Regions from separate parts of the Homo sapiens genome. Here region 1 is linked to region 2. A link is an interaction called in ENCODE POLR2A ChIA-PET data of the cell type or tissue named here. Cell type or tissue: Caco-2. All regions are shown on one strand. Links, peaks and the distances in the headings refer to the core of each region. The heading gives the core; the rest is flanking DNA.

Evidence for each region. Peaks named below come from ENCODE experiments on the same cell type or tissue, not always from the same donor. Only the 100,000 strongest peaks of a DNase experiment are listed, where the experiment ranks them.
Region 1: POLR2A ChIA-PET joins it to region 2 with 12 read pairs; 2 of 35 experiments call an interaction of 5 or more read pairs at or near these places.

Annotation. Positions count from the first base shown.
Region 1 is chr20:56,660,819-56,669,148 of GRCh38, reverse strand. It overlaps the pseudogene RNU6-1146P. Among named protein-coding and RNA genes, the nearest start is that of TFAP2C, 36 kb to the right of the region's middle. In Caco-2, for the core only: no CTCF peak of the experiment used is centred there; DNase peaks (open chromatin) are centred at 3,083 and 4,178.
Region 2 is chr20:56,582,239-56,590,568 of GRCh38, reverse strand. All of the region lies in intron 4 of LINC01716 (long intergenic non-protein coding RNA 1716), which reads right to left. Among named protein-coding and RNA genes, the nearest start is that of LINC01716, 8.8 kb to the right of the region's middle. RefSeq lists an enhancer at 5,259-5,891. In Caco-2, for the core only: no CTCF peak of the experiment used is centred there; no DNase peak of the experiment used is centred there.

The sequences.
Region 1 (8,330 bases), core at 69-8,068, 79 kb before region 2:
AGCTGGCTTCCACTTAGATGTCTCACAGGCAACTTAATTTATCCAAAGGGCAGCATGTTCTCTTCTTTCATAAACAGCTCTTTTGTTATTGTTGTTTGCTTTTTGTGTTTTGTTTTTGAGACAGGCTGTCACTCTGTTGCCCAGGCTGGAGTGCAGTGGCTCAATCACGGCTCACTGCAGCCTTGACTTCCTGGGCTCAAGGGATCCTCCCACCTGAGACTCCCAAGTAGCTGAGACTACAGGCGCTCACCACCATGCCTGGCTAATTTTTGTATTATTTGTAGAGCCTATGTTGCCTAGGCTGGTCTCGAACTCCTGAGCTCAAACTCTAGCCTCAGCTTCCCAAAGTCCTGGGATTATAGGCGTGAGCCACCATGCCCAGTCCCAAACAGCCCTTCTGATACCCAGTCAGCCTGCCAGATGCCCAGAGCAAAAACCCTGGAGCCAGCCTGGACTCTTCTTGTTCTCTTGTTCCTATTTTTCAGCAAATCCTCTTGGCTTTACCTACAAAATATATCCCAACTCTGACGGACCAATTTTCACCTTCTCCTCTACTCTTGTGTTGGCACAAGTGTATTCATTTCCTGGGGCTGCTGTAACAAATTGTCCAAAATTGATGGCTTAAAACAACAGAATCTTTTTCACTCAGGGTTCTGGAGGCTAGAGGTCTGAAATAAAGGTATGGGCGGGGCTGCTTTCCCTCTGAAGGCTCTGGGGGAGGGCCCTTCCTGGCTTCTTCCAGCTTCTGGTGCTTCTGCCAGGAACACCAGTTCCTGGGCATCACTGCCATCTCTGGCTCTGTCTTCACATCCCCTCTCTCTGTGTATCTTTCTGTGGCTTCCCCTTTTTATGAGGATATCAGTCATTTAGGGTGGGTCCTAAGTCCAGGATAATTTCATCTTGAGATCTTTAGCTACATCTGCAAAGACTCTAAGACCAAACAAGGTCACATTCTGAGATACCAGGTGGACATAAATTTGGGAGAAAAACTATTGAACCCAGCACACCAACTCACCACCATCTTTTGTTTGATGATTTCTCTAGCCTCCAACTGTCTTGAGTTTCTGACCTTGACCCCCTACAGTCAATGTACAAGACAGTAGCCAAAGTGATCCTGGTGAAAATGTCAGGTCTCATCCCTGTTGTCCCAACCTTCAAAGGTCCCCACCTCATCTGGAGCAAAAGGCAGACTTCTTCCCAGGGGCCATGAGGTCCCACAGCCCTCCTAGTCCCTGCTTTGCAGCCTCAGCTATCCCAGCTGTTCCTCCAATCTGTTGGGCACGGTCCCCATCTCCAGGCCTTTGCACTTTGTACCCTTTTCCTAGACTTCTGTTTCTTCTACACTTGCTCCCTCCCCTCCCCTCCCCTCCATGAAACTTTCCGAAGCCCCAGAAATGCACATTCCTGCCCCTTTTAATTTTTTCTCCAAAGCACTTCTCACCCTGGGAACACTCAGTGCATTTTACACGTCCGTTGTGTGAGCTGTCTGGGTCCTCACCAGGATGAACCGCCTGAGGGCCAATCTCTTTCTGCTGTGTCCTCAGCACCCAGAACAGTGTCTGGCACACAACAGACACTCTATTGAGTTTTAAATTTTTTTAATATATTAAATTTTAAAAATACACGGAACGCTTCATGAATTTGCATGTCGTCCTTGCACAGGGAACATACTGATCTCTATTGTTCCAATGTTAGTATATGTGCTGCTGAAGCGAACACAGAGTTTAAAGAGGTGTTCAATGACTACATGAATGTACTCATGCTAGGAAACAAAATAGAGGGTGCCCGGAGCCTGAAGCCCACCACTAAAGATAGTTGGGGAGAGGGCAAGAGTGGCCCACCGACATTCCGTATGTTTTTAAAGTGTATTCATTGCCATAGGGATATTTTTCCATCTATCAGACTGTCAAGAATGCAGAATACTAGCCAGAGGCCAGGCGCAGTGGCTCACGTCTGTATTCCCAGCACTTTAGGAGGCTGAGGCAGGTGGATCATTTGAGGTCAGGAGTTCGAGACCAGCCTGACCAACATGGTGAAACCCCATCTCTACAAAAAAATACAAAAAAAGTAGCCGGATGTGGTGATGCATGCCTGTAGTCCCAGTTATTCGGGAGGCTGAGGCAGGAGCATCACTTGAACCCAGGAGGCAGAGGTTGCAGTGAGCCGAGATCGCACCACTGCACACAAGCCTGGGTGACAGAGTGAGACTCTGCCTCCAAACAAAAACAAAAACAGAATACTGGCCAAGTGCTGTGGCTCATGCCTGTAATCCCAGCACTTTGGGAGGCCGAGGTGGGTGGATTGCTTGAGCCCAGGAGTTTGAGACCACCCAGGGCAACATGATGAAAGCCCATCTCTACAAAAAAATTAGCCAGGCATGGTATTGCACACCTGTAGTCCCAGCTACTTGGGAGGCTAAGGTGGGAGGATCACCTGAGCCCTGGAGGTAGAGGTTGCAGTGAGCTGAGTTCACGCCACTGCACTCCAGCCTAGGCAACAGAGGGAGACTCTGTCTCAAAAAAAAAAAAAAAAATTAAATTAAGAAAAATTTTTAAAGGATTTAGAATGATAAAATTAAGAATATATTAATCTAACTTGGCAAGAGCTGGAGACCCAGCCCTTGTGTGGGGCTGCTGGAAGGGCTTCTGGGGTCAGTGTCTCTGGGGGCCAACATGCTGTGTGGGATGAACAAAAGCCTTAGTTCTGTTCAACTAAGGCCCCTCTTGGGCTGTCAGTGACATGTCTAAGATTCTTTCCTTTTTTTTTTTTGAGACAGAGTCTCGCTCTAACACCAGGCTAAAGTGCAGCGGCATAATCTCAGCTCACTGCAACCTCCGCCTCCTGGGTTCAAGTGATTCTCCTGCCTCAGCCTCCCAAGGAGCTGGGATTACAGGCAAGCACCACCACGCCCAGCTAATTTTTGTATTTTTAGTAAAGAAGGGGTTTCACCATGTTGGCCAGGATGGCGTCAATCTCCTGACCTCGTGATCCACCCACCTCGGCCTCCCAAAGTGCTGGGATTATAGGCGTGAGCCACCACGCCCAGCATACCCAAGATTCTTAATTTGTCTTTAGTATCTTGGTCACAAAGTGACTCCCTCTGGTTGGGTCTCATTTTTGTAAACTCTCCCTGGAGGCTCCAATTCCATTTCCAGGAGTCAGAGGGCGGCCGTTGGGACCCCATCGCAGCTAGGGAACCATGGGGCTCCTGAACTGCAGTTACTAGACAGATGATGACAGTACTTCCCTGGAGGCCTATTTGGAGGATTAAAATGTAATAATGGTCGGGCACGGTGGCTCGTGCCTGTAATCCCAACACTTTGGGAGCCTGAGGCAGGCGGATAATTTGAGGTCAGGAGTTCGAGACCAGTCTGGCCAACACAATGAAACCCCGTCTCTACTAAAAATACAAAAATTAGCCAGACATGGTAGCAGGCACTTGTAATCCCAGCTACTTGGGAGGCTGAGGCAGGAGAATCACTTGAACCCAAGAGGCAAAGGTCATAGTGAGCTGAGATCATGCCACAGCACTCCAGCCTGGGCGACAGAGTGAGACTCGGTCTCAAAAAAAAAAAAAGTAATAATGGATGTAAAACATTTGGCCTGGACCCTGGTGCATACTAAGTGCTTAATAAACAATATCTGGGCTGGGAGCAAGTGGTTCACGCCTATAATCCTAGCACTTTGGGAAGCTGAGGCGGGCGGATCACCTGAGGTCAGGAGTTCGAGACCAGCCTGACCAACATGGTGAAACCCCGTCTCTACTAAAAATATAAAAATTAGCTGGGCATGGTGGTGCATGCCTGTAATCCCAGCTACTCGAGAGGCTGACGCAGGGGAATCATTTGAACCCAGGAGGTGGAGGTTGCAGTGAGCCAAGACTGTGCCACTACACTCCAGCCTGGGCAACAGAGTGAGACTCTGTCTCAAAAAAAAAACAAAATAAAATCTGTTGTTATGTTAATCCTTTTAAATAATTATTTAAATGGCATAATTTGCCATTTAAACTTTTTTTTCCCCAAATCAACTGCTTGGCTAATGACCTCCAAGGTTCCTGTCAATGTTGACAGTCAATAAAGCTCTAATGAGCCTCACCCTTGGGCACAGCCCTGTCCTACCTCCTCTGATTACTTTAACTTGAGGAATTTTTATTGTGAGCTAGACAATGCCAGCCCCACCCAGAATGCAGCTTCCCCCATCCCCTGTCCTGGTGTGTCAGGGGCAAGTGGAGGTCCCAGTCTTCAGAGCCACCATAAAACCCATCCATCGTAGGCTTTGGAGCTCCAAGACAGGCCAGCTCCAGGGAAGCACCAGCCACAGGGCCCTGCCTGAACAACTTGGGACCCATCTAAATGACACCAAGAGCATCTCCCATGGAAATTTCCTTCCCTAGGCCTCCCTGCATGGTCTTACTTGCACACAGCTGGTTTATTGAGCCTTTTCTGACTTGGTAAACTTTGCTGAGGCCCAATCCTGGGAGTTTTACATCATCCCCTCTTGATTCCTCACCCTGCTCCTGAGCCCATCCAACTCATCAGCAAGTTCTGTCAGCTCCGCCTTCAAAATACTTCCCAGGTCTTTCTGGCCCTCCATCATGGCTCCTACCAGCCAATGAGCCACCATCTCTTGCCTCAGCGCCTGTGTGGCTTCCTACCAGGCTCCCGGCTTCCACTCTTACCCACAGTGGTTCATTCTCCATGCAAAGTGGTTTTTTAAAATGAAAGCCATGGCCAGGCGTGGTGGCTCACGCCTGTAATCCTAGCACTTTGGGAGACCGAGGTGGGCAGATCACCTGACATCAGGAGTTTGAGACCAGCCTGGCCAACATGGCGAAACCCCGTCTCTACTAAAAATACAAAAATTAGCAGCGCATGGTGACCTGAGCCTGTAATCCCAGCTACTTGGGAGGCTGAGGCACAAGAATCACTTGAACCCGGGAGACAGAGGTTGCAGTGAGCCGAGATTGCACCACTGCACTCCAGCCTAGGTGACAGAGTGAGACTCCATCTCCACAGAAATAAAAATAACACATAAATGAATATGAACGCCAGTCATGTCTCTCCCTGCTTGTAACTCTGCAATGGCTTCCTACAACATCAAGAGTAGAATTTCAATCCCGTTGTAGGGCCCAGAAGACTCCAACTCCCTCCGGCCCCATCCCAGTCTACTCTTCCTCCAGCCTCCAGGCCTTCTGCTCCCTGAACTTGTCCTTGATAGCCCTTCTGTCACCAGCTCTGCACCAAGGGCTCTGCTCAGCCACCAGCCCAGGTGTTGTCTCCTGGAGAGAACTCCCTGAACACCCGTGGAAAGCAGCACCTCAACCAGGCACGGTGGCGCACGCCCATAATCCCAACACTTTGGGAGGCTGAGCTAGGCAGATCACTTGAGCCCAGGAAGTCAAGATCGGCCTGGGCAATACAGCAAGACCCCATCTCTACAAAAAAATAAAAAATAAAAAAATTAGCTAGGCGTGGTGGTGCACGCCTGTGGTCCCAGCTACTCGGGAGGCTGAGGTGGGGGGATCACTTGAGCCTGGGTGGTTGAGGCTGCAGTGAGCTATGATTGAGCCACTGCACTCCACTCTTGTCTGGGTAACAGACTCTGTCTCAAAAAAAGAAAGAAAGCAGCACTTCCAGCAGGCCCATTCATGCACACGAGGGTGTGAACAGGGCCCCAGGATGAGGGCAACACAGTGGGGTTCATTCACTAAAGTGAAATGCAATTTGGCTTTTAGGGGTCCATCCATAAGGTACTCTGTGAAACCAACCACCTGAGCAAGCAGCTCCATTTATTTATTTATTTATTTATTTATTTATTTATTTATTTATTGAGATGGAGTTTCACTCTGTCACCCATGCTGGAGTGCAGTGTTGCAATCTCAGCTCACTGCAACCTCTGCCTGCCAGTTTCAAGCAATTCCCCCTGCTTCAGCCTCCCGAGTAGTTGGGATTACAGGCATCTGCCACCACACCCGGCTAATTTCTGTATTTTTTAATAGAGATAAGGTTTTGCCATGTTGGCCAGGCTGGTGTTGAACTCCTGACCTCAGGTGATCTCCCTGCCTCTGCCTCCCAAAGTGCTGGGATTACAGGTGTGAGCCACCATGCCCAACCAGCTTATTTATTTATTTATTTATGAGACAGAGTCTCGCTCTGTCTCCCAGGCTGGAGTGCAGTGGAGCAATCTCAGCTCGCTGCAACCTCCCACTCCTGGGTTCAAGCAATTCTCCTGCCTCAGCCTCTCGAGGTAGCTGGGATTACAGGCGCCTGCCACCACGCCTGGCTAGTTTTTGTATTTTTAGCACAGATGGGGTTTCACCATGTTGGCCAGGCTGGTCTTGAACTCCTGACCACAAATTATCCACCCATCTCAGCCTCCTAAAGTGTTGGGATTACAGGCATGAGCCACTGCGCCCAGCCCAGCAGCTCCTTTATAACAGCAGGGGACAAGAAACATCACAAACCCTGTAAGGAAAAGATGAGTTATATGTGTGTCACCCTCCAGACACACAGCCGAGGACACCTTCAAAACAAGTCAGCTCTATTTGAATGGAAAGGAGCCATCCACGTGAAAACTCCAGTGAAGAGAGTGAGGTGCCAGGTGGTGTGTACCATACGCCGCTATTTGGGTTAAAAAAGTAAATACATGCAGTTGTGTGTATGTGCCTAAAATAGCTTTGCACACACCTAATTGATAATGAGGTTTGTCTCCAGCCAGGGAAGCGGGTGGCCTGGGGGCAAGTGTGGGAGGGAAACGCACTCCTCTCCGTGGTGCCATTTGCTGCATTTGTTTCTTTGTTTGTTTGTTTGTTTTTTGAGACAGAGTCTTGCTCTGTCGCCCAGCCTGGGTGACAGAGAAAGACTCCAACTAAAAAAATTAATAAATACAAAATAAATAAATTTAAAAACTTTTTTTTCTTAAAAAGATTCATTCGGCCAGGCGCGGTGGCTCACACCTGTAATCCCAGCATTTGGGAGGCCGAGGCAGGCAGATCACGAGGTCAGGAGTTCAAGACCAGCCTGGCCAAGATGGTGAAACCCCCATCTCTACTGAAAATACAAAAATTAGCCAGGTGTGGTGGCAGGTACCTGTAATCCCAGCTACTCGGGAGGCTGAGGCAGGGAATTGCTTGAACCCAGAAGGCACAGGTTGCAGTGAGCCAAGATCATGCCACTGCACTCCAGCCTGAGTGACAGAGCACGACTCTGTCTCAGAAAAAAAAAAAATGTCTATAACAGTGGCTGGCACATGCCAAGTGCTCAAGAATGTAAGCTCTTCCATTCGAGGGCACCATAGCTTATGGCAGGCATCATAGCTTATAGCTGGCATTGAGCTCACTGTTTAAACACGACCCCTGGAAGTAGCCAGGTCTACTCTTGAAGCTGACTCTGCCCTATACCAGCTGGATGAGCTTCGACAACTCGCTGACCTCTGGCCAAGCCTCCAGTGCCTCATCTGTGAAATGGGCTAACATAGGGTTACTGGGAGAATTAAATGACATAATGCAGGTATGTTTTCTGTTCTTCTGTAGATTCTCTTGTAATAGCACTGATGGTTATTTTTTAGTGTTTTAACTCTACCTGATTTCTCTAGGTTTGAAAGCAGGTTTCATTTTGACCACACACGATTAAAACCTTCAAAGCGGATGAAATGATACACGGTGAGTCCCGGCCTGGTGGCTCCCGTGTGTCATCTCAGCACTTTGGGAGGCCAAGGTGGGAGGATTGCTTGAACCCAGGAGTTTGAGACCAGCCTGGGCAACACAGTGAGACTCCATCTCAAAATATGTAAAAAAAATAAATTTAATTTAAAAAAGTAAAAGAGACAAAGTGAAAGGTCAGCCTGCCTGTCATCCATGACCCTCTGCCCCCAGTCTCAGTCCCACATTCCCGCCCCGGAGGTAACCTCTTAGTGGGTGATTGTCTAGCCTCCTTAAAGATATTGTAAGTAGAAATAGGCATGTTACCTGCAGTACTTTTTTTTTTTTTGAGACTGAGTCTCACTCTGTCGCCCAGGCTGGAGTGCAGTGGCGCGATCTCAGCTCACTGCAACCTCCGCCTCCTGGGCTCAAGCATTTCTCCACCTTAGCCTCCCGAGTAGCTAGGATTACAGGTGTGCACTAGCATGCCGGGCTAATCTTTTGTATTTTTTTATTTTTTAGTAGAGATGGGGTTTCACCGTGTTAGCCAGGATGGTCTCAATCTCCTGACCTTGTGATCCGCCCGCCTCAGCCTCCCAAAGTGCTGGGATTACAGGCTTGAGCCACCACGCCCGGCCTACCTGCAGTACTTTTGTCAAAAATAAAGACATTGGCCAGGCACGGTGGCTCA
Region 2 (8,330 bases), core at 180-8,179:
GTGAAACCCCGTCTCTAGTAAAGATACAAAAAAAAAAAAAAATGGCCTCGTGCAGTCGCTCATGCCTGTAATCTCAGCACTTTAGGAGGCTGAGGCAGGCAGATCATGAGGTCAAGAGCTCGAGACCATCCTGGCCAACATGGTGAAACCCCATCTCTACTAAAAATACAAAAATTAGCTGGGCGTGATGGCGTGTGCCTGTAGTCCCAACTACTCGGGAGGCTGAGGCAGGAGAATCACTTGAACTCGGGAGGCCGAGGTTGCAGTGAGCCAAGTTCGCACCACTGCACTCCAACCTGGCAACAGCGCGAAACTCTGTCTCAAAAAAAATAAAAATAAAAAATTAACTGGGCCTGGTGGCATGCACCTGTAATCCCAGCCACTAGACAGGCTAAGGCAGGAGAATCGCTTGAACCTGAGAGGCAGAGGTTGCAGTGAGCTGAGATTGCGCCACTGCACTCCAGTCTGGCGATAGAGCAAGACTCTGTCTTAAAGCAAAACAAAACAAAAACAATGACAGGGAAGCATGGTCCCCTTACTCATGTGGGCACACAGTGTGCACACTCCTACACACTCGAAGTGGGAAGCATTATCCTGATTTTACAGATGAAGACATGGAGACTCACCCAGAGAACTTACCTGCCTATTCACCTGGCAGGTAGGTGGAGGAGCCCGGATTTTTATCCAAGACTTTTTGACTCCAAAATCCAAGAGGGGAGTTATTGCGCCATACTGAGATTAAGTTGAAATACCTGCCTTGTAGGGTTGTTGTAATTGTCAAAATGTATTCAAAATTGCCTGGCCTGTAGGAGGTGCTCTAAAAAATGGAAATTATGGCCTGGCATGGTGGCTCACGCTTGTAATCCCAGCATTTTGGTAGGCCAAAGCAGGTGCATCACAAGGTCAGGAGATCGAGACCATCCTGTCCAACATGGTGAAACCCCATCTCTACTAAAAATACAAAAAATTAGCTGGGCATGGTGGCATGTGCCTGTAATCCTAGCTACTTGGGAGGCTGAGGCAGGAGAATCACTGGAACCAGGGAGTCGGAGGTTACAGTGAGCCGAGATCGCACCACTGCACTCCAGCGTGGTGACAGAGTGAGACTCAGTCTCAAAAAAATACTATTATTGTAATTAGCAAGGGCTAAAACCAACATAATCCTTGGGTTAAGCAATATCAAGACAGGCAAAAGTCACTTCACTTCTTGCTCCAAAAAAATACCTGCTCTGGAAGATAAGATTATGCATCAGATGTGAGTTCAAAACCCTGTCTTCCTGGGCCCACCATTCCAAAGCTCTTATGTCAGAAACTCCCCAATCGCAACCAGTTTCCTGCCTTGCAAGACTTGCTTTAACATCACCCAGCCAGGGCCCTAAAAACCCATAAATACCATTCCCTAATTTCCCTAATTTGAATCTGTTGACGGTGTTCTCCTTTACTGCAGGAAGTCCAAATAACCTAGTTTTGCTCGATCAACAGGTTTTTCAGGTGGAATTAAGCTAATGGAATTAAAGTCTATGAAGGCATTCAAAAATGTTTTTTGTTATTAGTCTACAAAATAGAAACAGCCAAATGTGGTAGAACCAATAATAGCCCCCAAAAGCTGTCCACATCCAAATCCCTGCAACCTATGGATATATTACCTAACATGGCGAAGGGATCTTACAGATAGGAGTAAATTAAGGATCTTGAGATAGAAAGATTATCCCAGATTATCTGGGCAGGCCCAAGGTAATCACAGGGCGCCTTCCAGAAGGGAGAGGCAGGAGGATCTGAGTCAGAGGAGGAGAGCTGAAGATGGAAGCAGAGGCTGGAGTGATGTCTGGAAAGATGGAGGTGACCACCAGGAGCCAAGGAATGCAGGCGGCTTTTAAAAGCTGGAAATGGGGCCGGGCATGGTGGCTCACGCCTGTAATCCCAGCACTTTGGGAGGCTGAGGCGGGCGGATCACGAGGTCAGGAGATCCAGACCATCCTGGCTAACAAGGTAAAACCCCGTCTCTACTAAAAATACAAAAAAAAAAGCTGGAAATGGCAAGGAAATGGATCCTGCTCTAACACCCCAGAAGGAATATAGTCCCACCAATCCTTTTTTTTTTTCTTTTGAGATGGAGTCTTGCTCTGTTGCTAGGCTGGAGTGCAGTGGCATGATCTCAGCTCACTGTAACCTCCGCCTCCCAGGTTCAAGCAATTCCCCTGCCTCAGCCTCCCAAGTAGCTGGGACTACAGGCGCGTGCCATCATGCCCAGCTAAGTTTTTTATTTTAGTAGAGACTGGGTTTCACCATGTTGGCCAGGATGGTCTCCATCTCCTGACCTCGTGATCCGCCCGCCTCAGCCTCCCAAAGTGCTGGGATTACAGGCGCCCGGTCCCACCAATCCATTTTAAACCTCTGCCTTCTAGAAATGTAAGAGAATAAATCTGTGTTGTTTGTGCTTATTTGTTGAAGCAGCAATAGAAACGAATATACTAAATATTCAAGAGAAAGAAACTATCTGAAGGTTGCCAATAGAAAGCAGTGGTGAAGCCCACAGTCTCGAAGCTAGGTTACCTGGGTTCAGATCGCTTCCCTGCCACACCCAGGCTGGGTAACAATGGTTGAGTTATTAAAGTATCTCTCTGAGCTTTACTGTTTCCATTTATAGAATCAGGATGATACAGTAACTGCCTTGCAATGTGGTGGTGAAACAATGAGATCTAATTGTATAAAGAGCTCAGTGCGGTGCCTGGCACATAGTAGGTGCTCAGCACATCTCAGCACGGAGGTTAGACATGGAGGAGCTGGGGCACATTCCTCACTCATTTTTTTGGGAAAGAGCAGGAGTGATTGGGATAACCAGGCTAATCTCAGCCATGCCGTTGCTATATGTCACTGGGCACATAATTCATCCTTCTGACATTTTATTCCTTAACTTACACAATAAATTGTATATCCTGCAAGGATTATTTCCATGGATACATTGCACCTACATCTAAGCAGCTGTAAATATGCTATAAAATGTTTTTCATGAGCATGAAGCAAGGGGCAGGATACATGCCAGAGAACTGGGAGCAGTTCATTCTCCCTTCCTCCTCCTCCTCCTCCTCCTCCTAATCCTCCCCCAACCCCCCGTCACTTCTGCATTGTTCTATGGATTGCATAAAACTTCTAGGAGAAGGAGAAAGACAGGAATGGCACTCTAGATAGCAGCAAGAACAACGAGAAAGTTCATGGGGTGGTGAGGAGGAGTGGACTTTGTGATGGGCTTGAAAATAAGCTCTAAAGACCAGCCGGGCGCAGTGGCTCACACCTGTAATCCCTGCACTTTGGGAGGCCGAGGCGGATCACCTGAGGTGAGGAGTTCAAGGCCAGCCTGGCCAACAAGATGAAACCCCATCTCTACTAAAAATACAAACAATTAGCTAGGCGTGGTGGCACATGCCTGTAATCCCAGTTACTCAGTAGGCTGAGGCAAGAGAATCACTTGAACCCGGGAGGCGGAGATTGCAGTGAGCTGAGATCATGCCACAGGAACAAAACTCCTTCTCAAAAAAACAATAATAATAAAATAAAATAAAAAACAGCCTGGGCACAGTGGCTCACACCTGTAATCCCAGCACTTTGGGAGGCTGAGGTGGGTGAATCACCTGATGTCAGGAGTTTGAGACCAGCCTGGCCAACATGGTGAAACCCCATCTCTACCAAAAATACAAAACAATTAGCCGGGGGTGGCGGCGCACGTCTGTAATCCCAGCCACTCCAGAGGCTGGAGCAGGAGAATCACTTGAACCCAGGAGGTGGAAGTTCCAGTGAGCTGAGATCGCATCATTGTACTCCAGCCTGAGCAACAAGAGCAAGACTCCATCTCAAAAATAAATAAATAAGTAAATAAAATAAAATGAAAAATGAGCTCCAAACACCTGACAGAGAAAGGGAATTCTATAAAGTAGCCTGCCTCTCTCTGTCCCCCGCCCCCCACTCCTTTTTTTTTTTTTTTTTTTTTTTTTTTTTTCAGACAGAGCCTTGCTCTGTCGCCCAGGCTGGAGTGCAATGGCCCCATCTCACACACTGCAACCTCTGCTTCCCAGGTTCAAGTGATTCTCCTGCCCAGCCTCCCGAGTAGCTGCGATTACAGGCACATGCTACCACACTCAGCTAATTTTTTAGTGGAGACAGGGTTTCACCATGTTGGCCAGGCTGATCTTGAACTCCTGACCTCAGGTGATCCGTCTGCCTTGGACTCCCAAAGTGCTGGGATTACAGGCGTAAGCCATCGTGCCTGGCCTATGTCCCTTCCTCCTTCTCACACACACACACACACACACACACACACACACACAGAGCCCTGCCTCTAGATAAGATATTTATTTATTTATTTAATTTTTTGAGGCAGAGTCTCTCTCTGTCACCCAGGCTGGAGTGCAATGGAGTGATCTCGGCTCATTGTGACCTCCACCTCCTGGGTCCAAGTGATTCTCCTGCCTCAGCCTCCCAAGTAACTGGGATTACAGGTGTTCACTACTATGCCCAGCTAATTTTTGTATTATTAGTAGAGACAGAGTTTTACCATGTTGACCAGGTTGGTCTTGAACTTCTGACATCAGGTGATCCACCCACCTCGGCCTCCCAAGTGCTGGGATTACAGGCCTGAGCCACCAACACCTGGCTCTTTTTTTTTTTTTTTTTTTGAGACAGAGTCTCTCCCTCTGTCGCCAGGCTGGAGTGCAGTGGCGCGATCTCGGCTGACTGCAACCTCCAGCTCCCGGGTTCAAGCAGTTCTCTGCCTGAGCCTCCCTAGTAGCTGGGATTACAGGAGCCCATGACGACGCCTGGCTAATTTTTTGTATTTTTAGTAGAGACGGGGTTTCACCATCTTGGCCAGGCGGATCTTGAATTCCTGACCTCGTGATCCACTTGCCTACGCCTCCCAAAGTGCTGGGATTACAGGCGTGAGCCGCCGCGCCCGGCCTCTTTTTTTTTTCTTTTTTTTTAAATTTACTTATTCAGGCCGGGCGCCGTGGCTCACGCCTGTAATCCCAGCACTTTGGGAGGCCAACGCAGGCGGATCACCAGGTCAGGAGATCGAGACCATCCTGGCTAACACGGTGAAACCCTGTCTCTACTAAAAATACAAAAAAATTAGCCAGGTGTGGTGCAGGCGCCTGTAGTCCCAGCTACTCGGGAGGCTGAGGCAGGAGAATGGCATGAACCCAGGAGGCGGAGCTTGCAGTGAACCGAGATTGCACCACTGCACTCCAGCCTGGGCGACAGAGCGAGACTCCGTCTCAAAAAACAAACAAACAAACAAACAAACAAAATAGCTCCCCCATAAGTCACATGAAGTCCCACTTGGAGAAATAAAAGTAAATAAAGCCGAGATTTAAAACAGGAAAAAAGCTGGGATTTGAGCCTTAAGCACATTCTCTGCTGCACCAGCTCCCCAGGTGGGCGACTGGAAATGTGGACCCACCCCATGAAGGACAATGGTAACATCAGCCCAGGAAAGAGCTGGAATTCAGTGTGGGCCTCAGAAAAGATTCTTGCTTCTCTCTGCTGGGAATTGACCCATTTGCCCTAATTCATTGTCTTCTCAAACTCCAAAACGGTGGCTCTCAAATGTAAATGTGGACCAGAACCACCCAGAGAAATTGTTAAGCCATGGATTGCTAGGATCAACCCTTAGAGTTTCTGATTCAGTGGGTCTGGGGTGAGGCCCAGGAATTTTGGGATACTGATGCTGCTCGGGTGGGGAGTGCACTTTGAGAACCCCTGGTCTAGAATTTAGGGTTTGCAGAACTCAGCACGGTGCCTGGCAGTCATCATAAATCCAACCATCACTGGGTCCTCAATTATGACTGGGTATAACTCCTCCCACTGACAATTCCTAACCGCCCACCGTCTGCCAGGGTCTTTGCCCAACACTAGGGACCCTGCTGCTCAACATATAAAGGAAAAGGAGGGGGAAGGTCTGTCTTGGGGAAAATCAGAGTCTCATGAGGAGAGCCGTCAGCAAGGGAACCCCGACAGTACAAGCCCAGCTTAGAGAGTGGAGCTTGACTTTGGTTGAGGGCAACTGGGGTGCAGATGGCCAAAGTCGGGGGATGATGCGGAATGAGCAGTGGGAGAGATGAAGATCATACAAAAAGCAATAAGCAATTCCTTGGTCACTTGTATTTCCACGCACATTAGTTATCTATTGTGTAAACAAATTACCCAAAACCTAGTGGCTTTTTTCTTTTTTTTTTTTTTGAGACAGAGTCTTGTTCTGTTGCCCAGGCTGGAGTGCAGTGGTGCGATCTCGGCTCACTGCAACCTCCACCTCCCGGGTTCAAGCAATTCTCCTGCCTCAGCCTCCTGAGTAGCTGAGATTACAGGCGCCCGCCACCTTGCCCAGCTAATTTTTTTGTATTTTTGGTAGAGACGGGGTTTCACCATGTTGGTCAGGCTGGTCTCAAATTTCTAGCTTCAAGGGATTATCCCGCCTTGACCTCTCAAAGGTCTGGTTTCTTTTAGTGGAAGGTGGTGTTTAGAAACAAAGATCTGACTACTAAGTGTGCTCATTACTACTGGGGTATGGGTGTGTGTGTGTACACATTTACATTGATTGTTTTATATATTTATATGGAAAAACACATTCATATTAATTCTTCCCATTCCAAAAAGCTCCCCAGGATTCATTCTAGCATTTCCTCCTTCCATAATTGGACTTTTTTTTTCTCTGAAAATAAGAAACTTGAGCCGGATGTGGTGGCTTATGCCTGTAATCCCAGCACTTTGGGAGGCCAAGGCGGGCAGATCACGAGGTCAGGAGATCGAGACCATCCTGGCTAACACGGTGAAACCCCGTCTTTACTAAAAATACAAAAAAAAAAAAAAATTAGCCAGGCGTGGTGGTGGGCACCTGTAGTCCCAGCAACTCAGGAGGCTGAGGCAGGAGAATGGCGTGAACTCAGGAGACAGAGCTTGCAGTGAGCTGAGATCGCGCCACTACACTCTAGCCTGGGCAACAGAGTGAGACTCTGTCTCTTAAAAAAAAAAAAGAAAGTAAGAAACTTGGATCCCTGAAATCCTCCATATATTGACTCATTTTCTCCGTCACCCTGTGTGCAGCAAATCTCCTCAACTACTGGGCCATTGGATCTCCCAGGCACCCTGACAATATGAGCACCAGCTCCCTGCCAGGTTGCTGCCCCACCCTGTCCCAGGGACTTCCACAGAGGGCACACAAAATATATGTTCTCCATATTTAGTTCCATTTGGCTTAATGATACTTTACGTAGTATTTTTGAACTGTGTTCCTAAGCAATACTGGCCATGGTGTTTGTTTCTCTCCTCTCTGGTATTGTACTAAGATGAATCTAGCCTCACTAAATGAGATGGGTGCTGGGTGAGGTGGCTCACACCTGTAATCCCAGCACTTTGGGAGGCTAAGGTGGGTGGGTTACATGAGCCCAGAAGTTGGAGACCAGCCTGACCAACATGGTGAAGCCCCATCTCTACTAAAAATACAAAAATTAGCCAGATGTGGTGGCATATGCCTGTAATCCCAGCTACTTGGGAGACTAAAGCAGGAGAATTGCTTGACACCAGAAGGCAGAGGTTGCAGTGAGCCAAGATCACGCCACTGCACTCCAGCCTGGGTGACAGAGTGACACTCAGTCTCAAAAGAAAAACAAATGAGATGGGGAGTGAAATGGTTTGACTTTGTGTCCCCATCCAAATCTCATCTCAAATTGTAATCCCCACATGGGAAGGGAGAAACTTGTAATCCCCACGTGTCAGGGGAGGAGGAAATTGGATCATGGCTGTGGCTTCCCCCATGCTGTTCTCAGGAGATCTGATGGTTTTCTAAGTGTTTGACAGTTCCTCCTTCACACACGCTCTCTCTCGCCTTCTGCCATGTAGGATGTGTCTGCTTCCCCTTCTGCCATGTTTGTAAGTTTCCTGAGGCATCCCAAGCCATGTGGAACTGTGAGTCAGTTAAATCTCTTTCCTTTATAAATTATCCAGTCTCAGGGAAGTTCTTTTTTTTTTTTATTGAGACGGAATTTTGCTCTGTTGCCCAGGCTGGAGTGCAATGGCGTGATCTTGGCTCACTGCAATCTCCGCCTCCTGGGTTCAAGTGATTCTCCTGCCTCAGCCTCCCGAGTAGCTGGGATTACAGGCATGGACCACCATGTCTGGCTAATTTTGTATTTTTAGTACAGACAGGGTTTCTCCATGTTGGTCAGGCTGGTCTCAAACTCCCGACCTCAGGTGATCCGCTTGCCTCAGCCTCCCAAAGTGCTAGGATTACAGGCGTGAGCCACCGCGCCCGGCCAGAGAGGTTGTTTATAGCAGTGTGAAAA